Regions from separate parts of the Homo sapiens genome. Here region 2 is linked to region 1. Evidence: read pairs that join two places in POLR2A ChIA-PET (ENCODE). Cell type or tissue: Panc1. All regions are shown on one strand.

Region 1 (8,000 bases):
CCCAACCCATAATCACAAATACCATTTCTCTGCCTCTGCCCTCCTTCCCTCTACCTGACTGCCCTCAGAATACCACACACGCATACACACTCCACTTACACATGCACACACACACGTCCATTCATCAATTCCAAGAACGAATTGGTGGGAACAATCTAGCGACAAACATATATGGGAATAGGTTTGCATTTACTTCCACTTGTCTTCACCACCCACTTTCTAGTTCCTAGTTAAGTATCAGGCATGTAGTGAGTGTTTGATAAATATCTCTCCAATGTCCTGTAGTTCCTCAGACAAATTTGCAAGACCTCATGTGTGCTATTAGCATCAAACAGCTGTTTTGGAGTGACATGAGTGCTTACCAAGGATGTAGAATCTCACCACGCCTTGCAGACAGGTTGAGACAGGTGTTCACCAAACAAGGAAACAGGGATGCAAAAAGATGCTGAAGCCATCTGGGCAAAGGGCAGTTTGGAGAGGCAAGAGGAAAATCCTGTTGCAAGATCCCAAGCCTCTAAAACCCTGGTGTGCCTACCTCCACAGTGGCTATATCTCATCCAGTGATCATGACAATTATTCAATAAATTACTATGTGTTCAATAAGCATTAGCTACATATCAGACACTTGACATCATGAACAAATGTAATTCTCGCAGCAACTCTATAAGGCTCACTGAGGAATCTTAGGATAAAGAGCTTGCCCAAGGAGCTTATCAAGTTAATCTCAGAGGTTCCCAAGGGGGAACTTGGAGGAATAAGGTGAGGGAACATTTGGGGTTGTCACAACACACAGGTGACTGCTGAAATGTAGTAGGCAGGGGGCAGGAAAGCCGGAGATCTACATCATTCAGGTCTTTTCCCACCCAAATGCCATCATCAGCCCAGTTGAAAAACACTGCTTTTTAAGCAAGGGCAGAGCCAGGATCTGCACCTGCCTACAAGCAAGTCTGCCTCAACAGCCCCTGTCCTTCCTTACCATTCCATTCTGAGGCTTCAAAGCCATTAATGTCACATAAGCTGCTTCCTGGTAGAACAACTAACTGCCCTTTCAGTAACATCTAGGAAACTTCAGAATGTAGAGAACAGATCCAGATCTAGAACAAAAATCTGTTCTCTCCCCAACAGAGCAAAATATACATAGATAGATTTTTTTGTTTATTTGCTTGTTTTAGACAGAGTTTCGCTGTGTCATCAGGCTGGAGTGCAGTGGCACGATCTCAGCTCACTGCAACCTCTGCCTCCCTGGTTCAAGGACTACTCCTGCCTCAGCCTCCCGAGTAGCTGGGACTACAGGCACGCGCCACCACGCCCAGCTAATTTTTGTATTTTTAGTAGAGACAGGGTTTCACCATATTAGCCAGGATGGTCTCGATCACTCGACCTCATGATCCGCCCACCTCGGCCTCCCAAAGTGCTGGGATTACAGGTGTGAGCCACCATGCCCGGCCTTGCAAAATATATTTAAGATGTATCTTCCATATATAAAGCAAAGCGCTAAACAGTGTTGTGAGAAAGAGCTTCTTTCTTTTTCAAGACAGAGGCATTGCTTCAAAGGCTGCAATTTCATACAAGAAAAAGGAAAGGAAAAGAATAATGCAGACTGTGAGTAGCACCAAATGCCTAGTAAAGATCATACAAGTGGCCGGGCACAGTGGCTTAGGCCTGTAATCCCAGCACTTTGGGAAGCTGAGGCAGGCAGATCAGCTGAGGTCAGGAGTTCGAGACCAGCCTGGCCAACATGGCGAAACGCCATCTCTACTAAAAATACAAAAATTAGCTGGGCATGGTGGACCATACCTGTAGTCCCAGCTACTAGGGAGGCTGAGGTAGGAGAATCACTTGAACCCAGGGGGTGGAGGTTGCAGCAAGCCAAGATTGCACCACTGTACTCCAGCCTGGGCGACAGAGTGAGACTGTCTCAAAAAAAAAAAAAAGATCGTACATGTTGAAAGATTTTAACACCATGATGCAAGTATTCAGAGCTGGCTTCATGCAGAAGGGAGGACTTCAGCTAGGTTTCAAAAGCTGGAACTGATTCCCATCAGCAGGAAAGGAGGGAGAGAGAGACAATAAAATCAGGTGTGCAGAGGTAAGAAATCAGCTTGTCAAGCTTGAGGGGCACCAAGGGGACCACCGTGGATAAAACAGAGTCCATTTCATAGCAGACAGGGGTAAACCTCAAAAGGTATTTGCACGGGATCGAGGAAGGATTTCATCTCTATCCAAGGATTCCAATCTATCTTGTAGGAAGTAGCAATCCCTCATGGGTTGTGTGCAGGAGGGATGAAAGTGGTGTTTTCAGGAATGAACAGACTGCATAAGAGTGGGTGGGGGTGAGTGGTCAGTTAGAAGTTCTCTCAATAAATCCAGCATGAGTAAGAGTCTCCATGAGGTAGGAGCAACGGAAACAGCCACTGAGCCCTGCCAATTCCTTCTCAATACCCGTTTTTGTGTTCGATTGGATAGGAACCGTTTTGGGGGCCTGAGAAAAGCAGAAGGGTTGAACCTTACTTCATAATGTAGAGGTTGATAACCAGAAGAATGACAGCCCTACTGCTGATAAAATATTGAGGACAGGGAGTTTAACCACAAAACCTTCAGGAAGAAATGGCCAGGAAATAATAACTGCTAATGGGAAATCAGTGCTGTGGTCTGCAGACAACCTGGACATTCTCAGACACAAAATGAGACCTCTCCCATCAGCCAGGTTTCAGGAGATGCAGCAGTGGCAACTTCACATGGTAATCTGCTATGTTGGTGGCTCCCAGTGAAACTCACCTGCTGAGATCCATGCCTTCATTTAATCCCCTACCCTTGAATTTAGGCTGGCCCTGTGACGTGCTTCAGTCAACAGAATGCGGCAGAAAGTGATGCTGTACCAGTTCTAGGCCTAAGCCTTCTGCCGTGTATTAGTCTGTTCTCATGCTGCTAATAAAGACACACCTGTGATTGGGTAATTTGTAAAGGAAAGAGGTTTAATGGACTCACAGTTCCACATCGCTGGGGAGGCCTCACAATGATAGCAGAAGACAAAGGAAGAGCAGAGGGATGTCTTATATGGCAGCAGGCAAGAGAGAGAATGAAAACCAAGGAAAAGGGGTTTTCCCTTATAAAACCATCAGATCTTGTGAGACTTATTCGTTACCACGAGAACAGTATGGAGGAAACCACCCCTATGATTCAATGACCTACCAATGGGTCCCTCCCACAACATGTGGGAACTATGAGAGCCACAATTCCAAATGAGATTTGGGTGGGGACACAGCCAAGCTATATCAAGTCTGTCTAGCAGCTATCTAAGAAGTCAAGCTAGGCCGGGCACGGTGGCTCTCGCCTGTAATCCCAGCACTTTGGGAGGCCAAGGCGGGCAGATCACGAGATCAGGAGATCGAGACCATCCTGGCTAACATGGTGAAACCCCGTCTCTACTAAAAACACAAAAAATTAGCCGGGTGTGGTGGCAGGCGCCTGTAGTCCCAGCTACTCGGGAGCCTGAGGCAGAAGAATGGCATGAACCCAGGAGGCAGAGCTTGCAGTGAGCCGAGATCGTGCCACTGAACTCCAGCTTGGGCGACAGAGCGAGACTCTGTCTCAAAAAAAAAAAAAAAAAGAAGTCAAGCTATCCTCTAGGATAGCTTGAGAGACCACGTGGAGAAAGAGAAGCCCTTAAATGATATGAAAAAAGAGAGAAAGGCCTAGTGTCCTAGTGGCCCAGCGGAGCCCAGTTCCCCAACCAATTCTCTAGCAGAATGAAGCCTTATGAGTAACCACTGACCAGATGAGCAGAACAACCACCCAGCCAGGCCTAGACCAAACCCCAGAATCATGGACAAATACAACAGTTGCTGTTTTAAGCCACCATGTTTTGGGATGGTTTGTTACTCAGTAACAGATAACTGATACACTTCCACGAGGCCATGGGTTGTGCTGGAGTGCCCTGGTGATCCATGCCAACAATGGGATCATGCAAAGCTCTGTGCACAGGCAAATATATGTCTATCCTTGGTGATGGGTAGTGTGAACATAAAGAGAAGCCATACAGAGCCACTGCCATCTGCAAGTGCTCCCTCAAGCTACTGGTGCCCAAGCTTGGCACATAGTTGGCACCTAAATAAACATTTGTAAAACGGATGCAGAGCTATCAATCTGATTTTAATGGACTCTAGAGAAGCGTATCCAAAGCTTACTTATTCCTGCAAACCTTCCCAGAAACTTGTAACCTTCAATGTCAGGAAATGTTCTCATAAATCTGACCATACTCCCTGAGGCTCCTGAAGCTCATTTCCTCTTGTCCAGTATGAATGGATAACAGCTGGTCACTATTCCAATATCCACTGACACTGCACCTTCCTCAGCCTTACTGAGTTCTCCTCTCATCAAGAAAGAAGACTACTGCCTTTGCCTCCTTGCAAACTTGATTCTTTTCAACCTTTTCTAGAGAGGTGCTATTTCTGTTTAACAAGAGCCTCCTGGGGATCTTGTTACAATGTGGATTCTGACTCCATAGGTCTGGCATGGAGCCACAGATTGTGCCTTCTATCAAGTTCCCAAATGATGCTGATGTCGCTGGTCCAAGGACTACACTTTGCATGGCTGCCTCATTTTGCAGATAAGGAAACTGAAGTGCAAAGCGAGGAAGGCTCTACCACCAACATCAGAGCCTTAGGCTTGATTGCACAGACCCTTCTGAGTTATGTGACTGAAACCAGTGTGGGAAATCAGAGCAGGTGTTTCTCAGCTATAGTGGCTCTAGAGCAGCTGCTCCCTTGCCATCTAAAGTCAGGTTGGCTACCTTGGAACCATCCAAGAAGCTTCTCAAAATGCAGATTCACAGGCTTTCCTGCTGGAGACTGACTCAATAGACCTGGCCTGTGGCCTTGGGAAATTGTGTTTCCAAAAGAGCTCCACGGGTGATTCTGATGCACAGTGGGTTTGAGATTATTCATCTAGAATACAAGGGAGGCAGTGACCCCACAAGAGTAAGACTCAAAAATATTAGCTCACCAGTATTTATTAAGAGGGTTCTATGCTCTGGGCACTATCCTAATTTAAATCCATATCACTTTTTTTTTTTTTTTTTTTTTTTGAGACGGAGTCTTGCTCCTGTTGCCCAGGCTGGAGTGCAATGGCACAATCTCAGCTCACCACAACCACTGCCTACCAGGTTCAAGTGATTCTCCTGCCTCAGCCTCCTGAGTAGCTGGGATTACAGGCATGCATCACCACACCCGGATACTTTTTGTATTTTTGTAGAGACGGAGTTTCACCATGTTGGCCAGGCTGGTCTTGAACTCCTGACTTCAGGTGATCCGCCTGCCTCAGCCTCCCAAAGTCCTGGAATTACAGGCATGAGCCACCACGCCCAGCCTCGTATCATATGATTTAAACTTCGCTACAACTCCATCTAGTAAGTGCTATCATAAGTCCAAATTTATAGAGGGGAAACCAAGGCACAAAGCAGCTAAATAACTTGGCAAAAGTCACATCCCTACTAAGGGGCTGAGAAAGGGTCAGAAGCCAGTTCGTTTAGCTCCAAAATCCACCTGTTAACCACTATGTTCTCGACCTCTTATCTAAAGTGAAGATAAGCTCCCTGGAAAATCCCAAGAGTAAACTGATTGACAGGAACAGTGTTTCTCAAAGCAGAAGCCGGCAGGCGCGGTGGCTCACGCCTGCAATCCCAGCACTTTGGGAGGCCGAGGCGGGCGGATCACGAGGTCAGAAGATTGAGACCATCCTGGCTAACACGGTGAAACCCGATCTCTACTAAAAATACAAAAAAATTAGCTGGGTGTGGTGGCAGGCACCTGTAGTCCCAGCTACTTGGGAGGCTGAGGCAGGAGAATGGCGTGAACCTGGGAGGCAGAGCTTGCGGTGAGCTGAGATCGCGCCACTGCACTCCAGCCTGGGTGACAGAGCGAGACTCCATCTCAAAAAAATAAATAAATAAATAATCAGAAGCCACACACCACCAGCCCTACAGAACATTAACGCTCACTCCTCGGTGGGGGGAAATGGTAGGAGATGATCTCAGTCAAATTTGGGAACAGAGCTAAACACCTCATGTTCTTACTCATGTGGAAGCTGAAAAAGTAGATCTCATAGGAAGTAAAGAGTAGAACAGAGGTTATTCAAGGCTGGAAAGGGCAGGGGGAAAAGAAGGATGGGGAGAGATTTGTTAAAGGCTATAAAATTATAGATGGACAGGAGAAATACGTTCTAGTGTTCTATACCACTGTAGGATGACTACAGTTAACAATGATATATATTTTGAAATAGCTACAAGAGAGAACATTGAATGTTCCCAACACAGAGAAAGGATAAACGTTTGAGATCATGGATATGCTAATTACCCTGATCTGATCAATATACATTGTATATATCAAAACAACACTAGGTATCCCATACATTTATCTACAATTATTATGTGTCCATTTAAAAATAAATAAATAAGGGCCAGGCGCATTGGCTCACACCTGTAATCCCAGCACTTTGGGAGGCCAAGATAGGTGGATCACTTGAGGTCAGGAGTTTGAGACCAGTCTGGCCAACATGGCAAAACCACATCTCTACTAAAAATACAAAAAAAAAAAAAAAAATTGCCAGGCATGGTGGTGCACACCTGTAATCCCAGCTACTTGGGAGGCTGAGGCAGGAGAATCACTTGAACCCAGGAGGCAGAGGTTGCAGTGAGCCAAGATCATGCCACTGCACTCCAGCCTGGGTGACAGTGTGAGACTCCATCTCAAAGAAAAAAGAAAAAAAGAAAGAAAGAAATAAAAATATAAATAAATAAATAAATAAATGTTAAATGTGGGAAACACTGAGTTAAACCAAACTAGATGGATTCTTCCTATGGAACTTCTCACAGACTTCACCAGCAAGCATAAGCAAATCAATTTCCAAGGGGTGGGGGGTACATTTTGTAACATTCTCCAAATGTACTGGTCTGCAGAATCCCTTTGTCCAAAAGCATCTCAAGACATCATGAGGATGCCAGGAAACTAACTGCCTGTGGGATACGTGGGCCCAAGGCAGTGCTTCTCAAACTTTAATGTACACACACAATACCTGGGACCCTTGTTAAAATGCAGATTCCAATGCCGTAGGTCTGGCTGGGGCTAGAGAGTCTGCATTTCTAGCAAGAGATGCTGGTGTTGCATCACCCTCAGCATGGCAGGGACCTGCAGGACAGCTCTGGCTAGCTCTGGCCCCGCCACCTCCCCAGGCAAGCCTTCTCCCAGCTCAGCACCCCCAGGAGAACAGCCCTTACGCAAACTTCCAGGGCGGTCTGGCCTCTGCTTACCTCCTCAACCCTGGAACTATTCCACAGAGTGCAAGTTTCATCGCAGGCCCCTAGGGAATCCAGACCCTTCTAGAGATCTATCCCTGGGTCCCTACCCCAACCCTTCTCTCTGTCTTCCACGAGCCACACCCCTCCCTGCCCTTGCCTCAGAAAGCCCTCATTCTGAAGGTCAGGTCCACTTAGCGGTCAGCCTCGCTCCCCAGCCGCCCAAGGTGGCTGGGATCAGTGGTGAGGAAGGGAGAGGAGGTGAAAGGAGGATAAGCAGAGAGCAAGGAGGCCCCGTGAGGTCTTGTGACCGACTGGGCCTCCTGGTGCCGCCGAGGTGGCAGTGCCAAAGCGCAGTGCTGGAATACTTGGCCTGTCTCCGGAGCAAACACCCAATCCAAACAGGCCCTAGTGTGTCTCCGAACAGACTGTGTAAATAACGGGGGGAGGAAAAAAAAACCCCAACTGGCCACAGATCCCGCTTTCAAACACATTGAAACAAAATAATCCCTCTCTCCCTCACTCGCTCACTCCCCACTGCTTGCTCTTTTTTTTTTTTTTTTTTTTAAATTTCCACCGGTGCCGAGGCCTCAGTGGAGCCTGGCTGGCGGCTTGTTAGAGCCTGCAGCCTACCTGTCCTGCATAGGAATGAAGCCGGGAGGAGTTACATGATATGCCCTCGTTGCAGGCCGGGGACACAGCTACCGCA
Region 2 (8,000 bases), 170 kb before region 1:
TTAACATAATAAAGGTTTATTTCCCCCTCACATAAAGTCCAATGTGGGTCAGATGATTTTCCAGGGCAACTGTCTTCTTCTAGTCCATAACTTGGGGGTTCAGGTGCTCTCCATCCTGTAATGGGGCCATCTCAACATGTGGCTTTCAGAGTTCCTGAAGTAGGAAATAGAGACATAATACACTCATTTTATTGGTCAGAAGTTGTCATGTGACTCACCTAAACTCAAAGGGGCAGGGAAATATGGCTGTCCAATGTGGCGCAGAAGGTAAGAACTACTCAAGAATGAACCCCGAAAGTCTCCACCACAGATGGAGGGAAATAAAGTAGTTTAAATGATTCAACATGATTTAGATCTCTGGATCAAGCTGTGCCTGAAGGAGTTGCAGTAGTTCTTAAATGAGCCAATAGATTTCTTTTTTAAAAGTCTAGTTTAAGTTTAGTTTTCTTCTCACTTGCAATTGAACAAATCCCACTTGACAGGAACATACCTAGACCTCACTCCCTGGCTGGCTCCAGCATCTCCCTCCTCCCAGTCGAAACACCACCCACTATGGGCTTCTGCCCTTCCACTCACTAAGAACTGCAACACACGCAAGCTTAAATGTTCTAGATTTTCCTAGGAACTGTCTTTTCAGCCACTGTGAAGGCCAAATGGTACATGAGAGAGGAAGTCACTTAGGAGAAAATAAAAGTCAATGCTAAAAATAGCCTTCCATCTTGCAAATGAATGGGGTTCCCCTGAAGGAAAGATAGGACTTCTGTAAAACGCCATAAAGTTAGCTCTCTGAGATCCTTTGGAGAAAGTGGCCACATCTGTCCTTAGATTAGCAGCAGCAGCAAGAGTTGGCTTGACCTCCTAGGGACTTTGCTTGAAGACTCTGGCTGGAGAGAGGAGATCTGGGTTCTGGTTTAATCTTTGCCATTGACCAACTGGCTAACCTTGAGCAAGTCATTTATCCTCTCTGGGCCTCAGTTTCCTCATCTGTAAAGTGAGTATGTTAAAGTAGCCAGGGTCTAATTTCCCTGTCTCCCTTATGCCCTAGATTTCTATAAGATCCCACCTCCACCTGCAGGTGCTCAGAATGTGGCTCAGCAATTGTCCTGCTGGTCACAACCAGCAGGAGTGAGTGTGCTGGTTGAAACCCCTCCCAGAACTTCCCATGAAGAGTGGCTGCACACTCTGTGTACTAGCTGGGTAGACCACTGCCAAAATCATATTCGAAGAACATTGGACTGGGAGCCAGGAGACCTAAGTTCACATACCACTTGTTTCATTGCCTTTGACAAGTCCTTTAAATCTCTCTAGACTTAAGTTTCTCCATCTTTCATGTTGGAATGGTGATTTGTGCTTCCATCAGAAGATCAAACAACCTTCTAGAGGCTGCTTTGGGCTTAGAGTCATGTGACATGGTTTGAGTTATCACTCTGACATCTTCTAGCTATGAGACCTTGAGCAAGTTGTAATCTCCCCACACCTTAAGGTCTGTAAATAAAAATAGCAACCATTAACTTAATTGAGGGCTTTCTCTGTGTTTCCCTACAACCTCATGAGGTAGGTACTATTATCAACTGTATGTTTCAATGTCCTTTAACCTCTCTAAGCTGCAGAGTCACAGAGCAGGTGGCAGACCCACATTCCAATCCAGAGCTGTCTGGCCCTAGTCCCTGTTCCACACCACCCTCCCTGCTTCCCTGACATGGACAGTGAATGAGGATGGGTACAGGGAAGCCCCAAATGCTACAGAGGTGTCTCATTCAGGTCTGTATCATCCTTCCTCCCTAGAAACATAATTAAAATGTAGTATAGTCTCAGAGGCCTTGTGATGAATGAGTGATTAACGGGTGCTTAGATGGATAACAAAATAGATAAGTTATAAATGGAAAACAATGTGGCGCTGTGTAGATGCCCAAATGTATGTGTTGACCCAGGTACCATCACAGTCATTCCATGGGAGTAACAGGGATATGGTGATCAGGTGCGCTTGCGGTTGGGATATGGAAGCGGCCATGTTGAAGGGGCCCAGACTACCACACACCAGAGGGGCTGGGGTTTCTTCCTCTATTCCTCCACCAGTGGCCCAGAAGGTCCAGACATGTGCCCAGGGTAAGAAAGTCATCTAATTAGAGCTCTGATGCTAAATCGCATGAGGGCCTTCCCTGGAGCTCAGGATAGAGGGCTGGGAATGAGGCAAGCAGAGCTGGAGAAAAAGGGCTGCCCACCCATCACTCAGCCGTCTGGGTCCCATGCCCGAAGTGAAGGGGACGCCTCAGATCTTTCAGGAAATGTCAGCAGCCAAAACAATGTCTTCCTTGTCTTCCTTCTTGTTTTTTCACTCCTTCTGCATGCCCCTGTGGCCCAGGAATATATAGATCCATCCATCCAATTTTGAGTACCTGCTATGTGCCAGACACTGCTCAAAGGGTTTGGGATATCCTTAAATAAAAACACCCAAAAATCCCTGCCCAGGTTCACCTTGTGTCTGATCACAAGAGCAAACCCTGCCCAGCCACTGCCAGAATTGGTATCATGGGGCATCCTCTGCACTGACCATCTGATTATCTTGCCCTGAACAAAGGGTCAGAGCTATGTCTAAATGCTGGGATGGGTCCTACAATGAACTCACATCTCTGGAGAAGACCTTCAACATTGGAGAACCAGCTGGTGCCTTCTTCTAAAAGAAAGGCAAAGGTCTTGGACTTCGTAGTTCCTTGCAAATCCCAGTCTAAGCCATTCAGTAGCAGGAAATATGTGTACCTGGAGAGGTCTCCTGCATGGGTCTGTGAAAAGAAGGAGGCAGGTTGATAGCCACCAGTTGTCCAAATGAATTCACTCAATGATAATGCTGGGCACTGATTAAGTCTATGGCCCCTTGCTAGATGCTGAGACAGCCACTGAATAAATGAGAGGCAGTTCCTACCCTCCATGAACTTCCAAATGAGCTGACAATCGGATGGGCTGAAGAGGTTAGGAAATCTGTTTGGTTAGGGGTAAATAGAGGGATAGGATAGGCAGAGGGAAAAACCAGGACCAGGTTGGATGTAATACTGAGAACATGCACAGCCCAGGTATAGCAGCAGGGAGCTTATATTAATTCACTCACTCATTCATCTATTCAGTCAATAAATATTTGTTCCATACCTCTTCTATCCCACTCTGCTAAGCTCTGCAAATAACTTGGTGAGCACATCCACATCATTTCTTTTCTAAGCTGATGGTCCCAGTGGGAGAGACAGGCATTCATCAAATAATCACACATTATTTCTTTGAAGGAAAAATACAAGACATATCAAAAGAACTATGTATGTTGTTGTGTGTGTATGCATGCATGCACACATGTGGTGGTTAGAAGCTGGTGGTAAGGAGACAGTTTCTGCAAAGGTAACAACTTTTGCAAGATGTCCTGAGATAGGTAGGGATCTAGTCCAGTAGGTGGGCTGAAGAGAAGCAAACTAGAGGTGAGAGCAGGAATCAGCAAAGCCCAGGCTGATGGTACAGGTCAAGTTGAAGGTTTTGCTCTCATCCTAAGGAAAGGGCAGCCAACAAAAGGTTTATGCAGCAAACAACTAGGCTGTGATTTGTGCTGGAGAGAAGATGTCATGCTGAGGAGTTAGGAGATGAATTCACATTTCCTTCATTTTATGAAGAATTTACAAAACCTTTGAGCCAAAAAAGTTCATTTTCTGTTCTCTCAGAGGCAGTATAGCAAAATGGTTATGAATCCAGGATTTTAGGGTGAAGATTTCAATCCTACTTTGGATAATTAATAATAAATTAGTTCTAAGCCCCATGTTTCTCATAGGGCTTTTGTGAGCATTTAAATGCAAACGTATGTAAACGTGAGCAGTATCTCTAGCACTTACAAGCACCCAACAATTTACAACTATTTTTCTTGGTTCTCCTTGCACCTTGAGTAAAGAGATGCTGAGCTGCATCATAAGTTTCAGTAGGGTTTGACCACTCTTAGGACCATCTTTCACTGAGGGACCTTTGGCCTATTGCTTTCTTGCTGAAGTTTAAATGTTTCCAGTTTCTTTTTGAGAACAGCTGGTCCCAATCTACTAAATAACCCCTTTGCACACTTGAAGACCATTATTAAGATTCCCTTTGGCCATAAACATACGAAGAAGTGTTTAACATATGAAAAAAATGTTTAACCTCACCAGTAATCAAAGAAATTCAAATCAAAACAACAAAATGCAATTTTTGCCTATCAATTTGGTAACTTTTTAAAATGATAGTGCACAGTGCTGGTGAGAGTAGGGTAAGGTGGCAATTTCGTACATTGCTGGTGGGAACATAAATTGGTACAATCTTTCTGGAAAGCAATTTGGCAATATGTTATCAAGACCCTGAAAATTGTCCTTACCCTTTCACCCAGTAATTCCACTTCTGGGAATCTATCTCAAGGAAATAATCAAAGAATCAGACAAAAATTTCTGTTCATGCTGTTTGATATAGCAAACAATATTTTGAATTAGGAATAACCAAAAACTACCTAGAAGTCAAATGGTGTCGTGACATATATTACGGTGTCGTGACATATATTAAAAAGTTATTAAAAGTCCTGTTAACAAGGAATTTTCAAGGACATTTAAAATGGTCACCAAAAACTGTAAAACACAAACATATAGAAGATACAAAACTAAACACAGTAGGATTTTAATTATGTAATTATATATACTTATATTTTTATATGTGCATAGAAACAGCTACATGCAAACACAGCAAAATATTGACAGTTCTTACTAGAGGGTGATAGAATTAGGGGTGGCTCTTTATTTTCTACTTTACAATTATATAACCAAAAAACTTGTTTAAGAGCTCACATGGCCTTATGTATTTTTCTAAGTAGTTCATCATGGTCCCTGTTCTGCCATAGCATCTTGCCCAGAATCGAAACAGCGGACTTTCAGTGGTTACAATTTACCTGGAAAGGGCCAGATAGCAGATATTTTAGGCTTTGCAGATCATACAGTCTTTGTTGCAACTTCTCAGCTCTATTGTTGTATGGCAAAACCAGCCATAGATAATATGGAAACAAATGGGCATGGCTGTGTTCTAATAGAATTATATATATATAATTATATATATAATTATATAGATATAACTATATATATAATTATATATATAGTTATATATATTTATATATATAATTTTATATATATATGCAGCAAGTCAGTTTTAGCCCATGGCCTTAGTTTGCCAACACCTAGTCTAGATGATTTGAATCTCTCCTGGCCCAAATTATGTATAGTCTCAAACAAGTATAGTTGGGGAAACTTCTAGAAGGGTGGGGTGAAGTAAGGTTCTTGTCTCCATATTCCTAGTGAGTCAATCCTTCTGAAATGTATTGAGAAGCAGTCAGCCAGGGCACTTCTCACAGGCTTTTATTCGCCTCTTTGGTTTTTTTCTTTCTTTCTTTTTGTTTTTATTATTTCAATAGTTTTGGGGATATAGGTGGCTTTTGGTTACACGGATAAGTCCTTTAGTGGTGATTTCTGAGATTTTAGTGCACCCCTCATCCAAGCAGTGTACCCAACATGCAGTATTTTATCCCTAATCCCCTCCCAACCTTATCCCCACCCAAGTCCCCAAAGTCCATGATATCACTCATGCCTTTGCATCCTCATAGCTTAGGTCCCACTTATAAATGAGAACGTACAATATTTGGTTTTCCATTCCTGAGTTACTTCACATAGAATAATGGCCTCCGACTCTATCCAAGTTGCTGCAAAAGACATTATTTCATTCCCGTGTGCCTAAGATAAGAGGATCTTTGGGTCCAGGAGTTCTGGGCCGACCAGACATCTGCACTAAATTCACCATCAACATGATCAATATAGTGACCTCCTGAGAGCACGAGGCCACCAGGTTGCCTCAGGAGGGGTGAACCGGCCCCGGTCAGAAACCAAACAGGCCAAAACTCCCAGGCTGATCAGTATTCGCCTCTTTGCATGGGTCTTCCCTCTTCTTGCTCATCAGTGTCCCCTCCAAGTCCTTCCTTTGCTACCACCCACTGCAGCCCTTATCCCATCTGACATAATAGGAGGTGAAGAAAGCCAAACACCCCAGTGATGACTGAAAGGGGCTGCAGAGACTTGGAACAGTTGGTGGCTAGTTTGAGATATCCCTTCTCTACCAACAGTGTGGTAAATGCACATGATAGCAATAACTTAAGCATACCGAGAACAAGGCTGTATGGCCGATGCACCTGACTGTGTTTTCAGAGTTCCAAGCTAAGGAATCTGGGAGGAGCCAATGCAGAGATTCGTTTTTTATCTATGAGGAACATCTGAATGCCCAGCCCTTCCTGCAGAACATGGGCCATGCAGGGATCGAGGCCCTTTGTTTGGGGGTTCAGTAAATGTTGCCAGGTGGAGACTGTCAGGGGAAGGGTGCTAAGTGAAAATGTTACATAAACTGCACGTTCTTTGCAAGCAGCTCCTGCCCAGCCCACCACCACTGGACTCTCTTCCCTGTATGTAAGTCCCTAGCCCATGTCTCATCTGCTGGTTCTGGGTCTCGTCTCCAGCCTCTTCAACCTGGTGCCATCCCCACTGGAGTTGACAGGGGTTCAGCACAATACCAACAATGAGGTTTCCAGATTCCTGGGTTTGTGGCTCCATCTTCCTTCTGGCCACTGTGTTCCAGAGGAGGAGAAGGAGAGAGACAAAGGATGAACTGTAAGTGTGCTGCATCCCAGGCATTGCTCCGAGGGGTCCATAAGATGGTTTTTTGGTGGGGAAAGTTTTATATTATAGAGACAAATAGAACCCTCACAGCAAGGACGCACCATAAACTTATGTAAACATATAAGTATATGTGTATGATACAAAGTTTTGAAAGTTCTCTTGTTGAGAGTGGAGTCTTATATCACTCACTTTAACATATGCACATGTCGGCCAGGCGCGGTGGCTCACACCTGTAATCCTAGCACTTTGGGAGGCCGAGGTGGGCAGATCACGAGGTCAGGAGATCGAGACCATCCCGGCTCATACAGTGAAACCCCGTCTCTACTAAAATTACAAAAAAATTAGCCTGGCATGGTGGCGGGCGCCTGTAGTCCCAGCTACTCGGGAGGCTGAGGCAGGAGAATGGCATGAACCTGGGAGGTGGAGCTTGCAGTGAGTGGAGATTGCGCCACTGCACTCCAGCCTGGGCAGCAGAGTGAGACTCTATCTTAAAAAAATATATATATATACACACATATACATATATATGTGTGTGTATATATATATATGTATATATGTATGTGTATATATATATATGCATATGTGTGTATATATACATATATATATATGCACAGGTCATTACCCAGTATAGGTAGGGAGCCTTTCTACCTTCTCCACCTTCCCTTTCCTGCTCCAATTCTTTTTGTATGTTTCCAGTAGAGTCCCCTTGTTTAAACCATTTTAGACATTGAGGCCTTGTCCAGGAGGCAGAAATGACATCTCAGAGCAGCCCACATATCAGGTGGTGAGTGAGAGAGTTATAGGATGACAGTGGCATTCCAAAGGCGTCTACTTCCTTGTCACTTTTCCCTACAAACACCTCAAATACAAAGTTGAGAACCACCAAGTGAAAATGGCCCACGTGGCAAGACAAGTCACTCATCCAGGGGTCCTCCCAATGACCTCTTCTGGCTTTTGGGTTTGATTCCCCTGACTGGTTTGATCTTACTATCATACTTTCTATTGCACCCAAGAGGCAGGCGCTGGCATTATTCAACTTTCCTTAGAGACCCAGCCATCCTGTTAAACAGTGATGAGGAAAGAGAAGAGAACAAGGAGACTTTGCATTTTAAAAATTAAAAGCTCCAATAGGTCATTTTGCTTAAAAGGAAATCTCTCGGCCGGGCGCAGTGGCTCACGCCTGTAATCCCAGCACTTTGGGAGGCTGAGGTGGGCGGGTCACGAGTTCAGGAGATCAAGACCATCCTGGCTAACATGGTGAAACCCCATCTCTACTAAAAATACAAAAAATTAGCCAGGCGTGGT

Evidence for each region. Peaks named below come from ENCODE experiments on the same cell type or tissue, not always from the same donor. Only the 100,000 strongest peaks of a DNase experiment are listed, where the experiment ranks them.
Region 2: POLR2A ChIA-PET joins it to region 1 with 18 read pairs; 3 of 35 experiments call an interaction of 5 or more read pairs at or near these places.

What each region holds. Positions count from the first base shown.
Region 1 is chr17:72,494,306-72,502,305 of GRCh38, forward strand. The region is part of intron 1 of LINC00673 (long intergenic non-protein coding RNA 673); the gene reads right to left. Among named protein-coding and RNA genes, the nearest start is that of LINC00673, 94 kb to the right of the region's middle. In Panc1, no CTCF peak of the experiment used is centred here; no DNase peak of the experiment used is centred here; H3K4me3 peaks cover 1,156 bases; H3K27ac peaks cover 7,801 bases.
Region 2 is chr17:72,323,167-72,331,166 of GRCh38, forward strand. No RefSeq gene overlaps it. Among named protein-coding and RNA genes, the nearest start is that of LINC02003, 16 kb to the right of the region's middle. In Panc1, no CTCF peak of the experiment used is centred here; no DNase peak of the experiment used is centred here.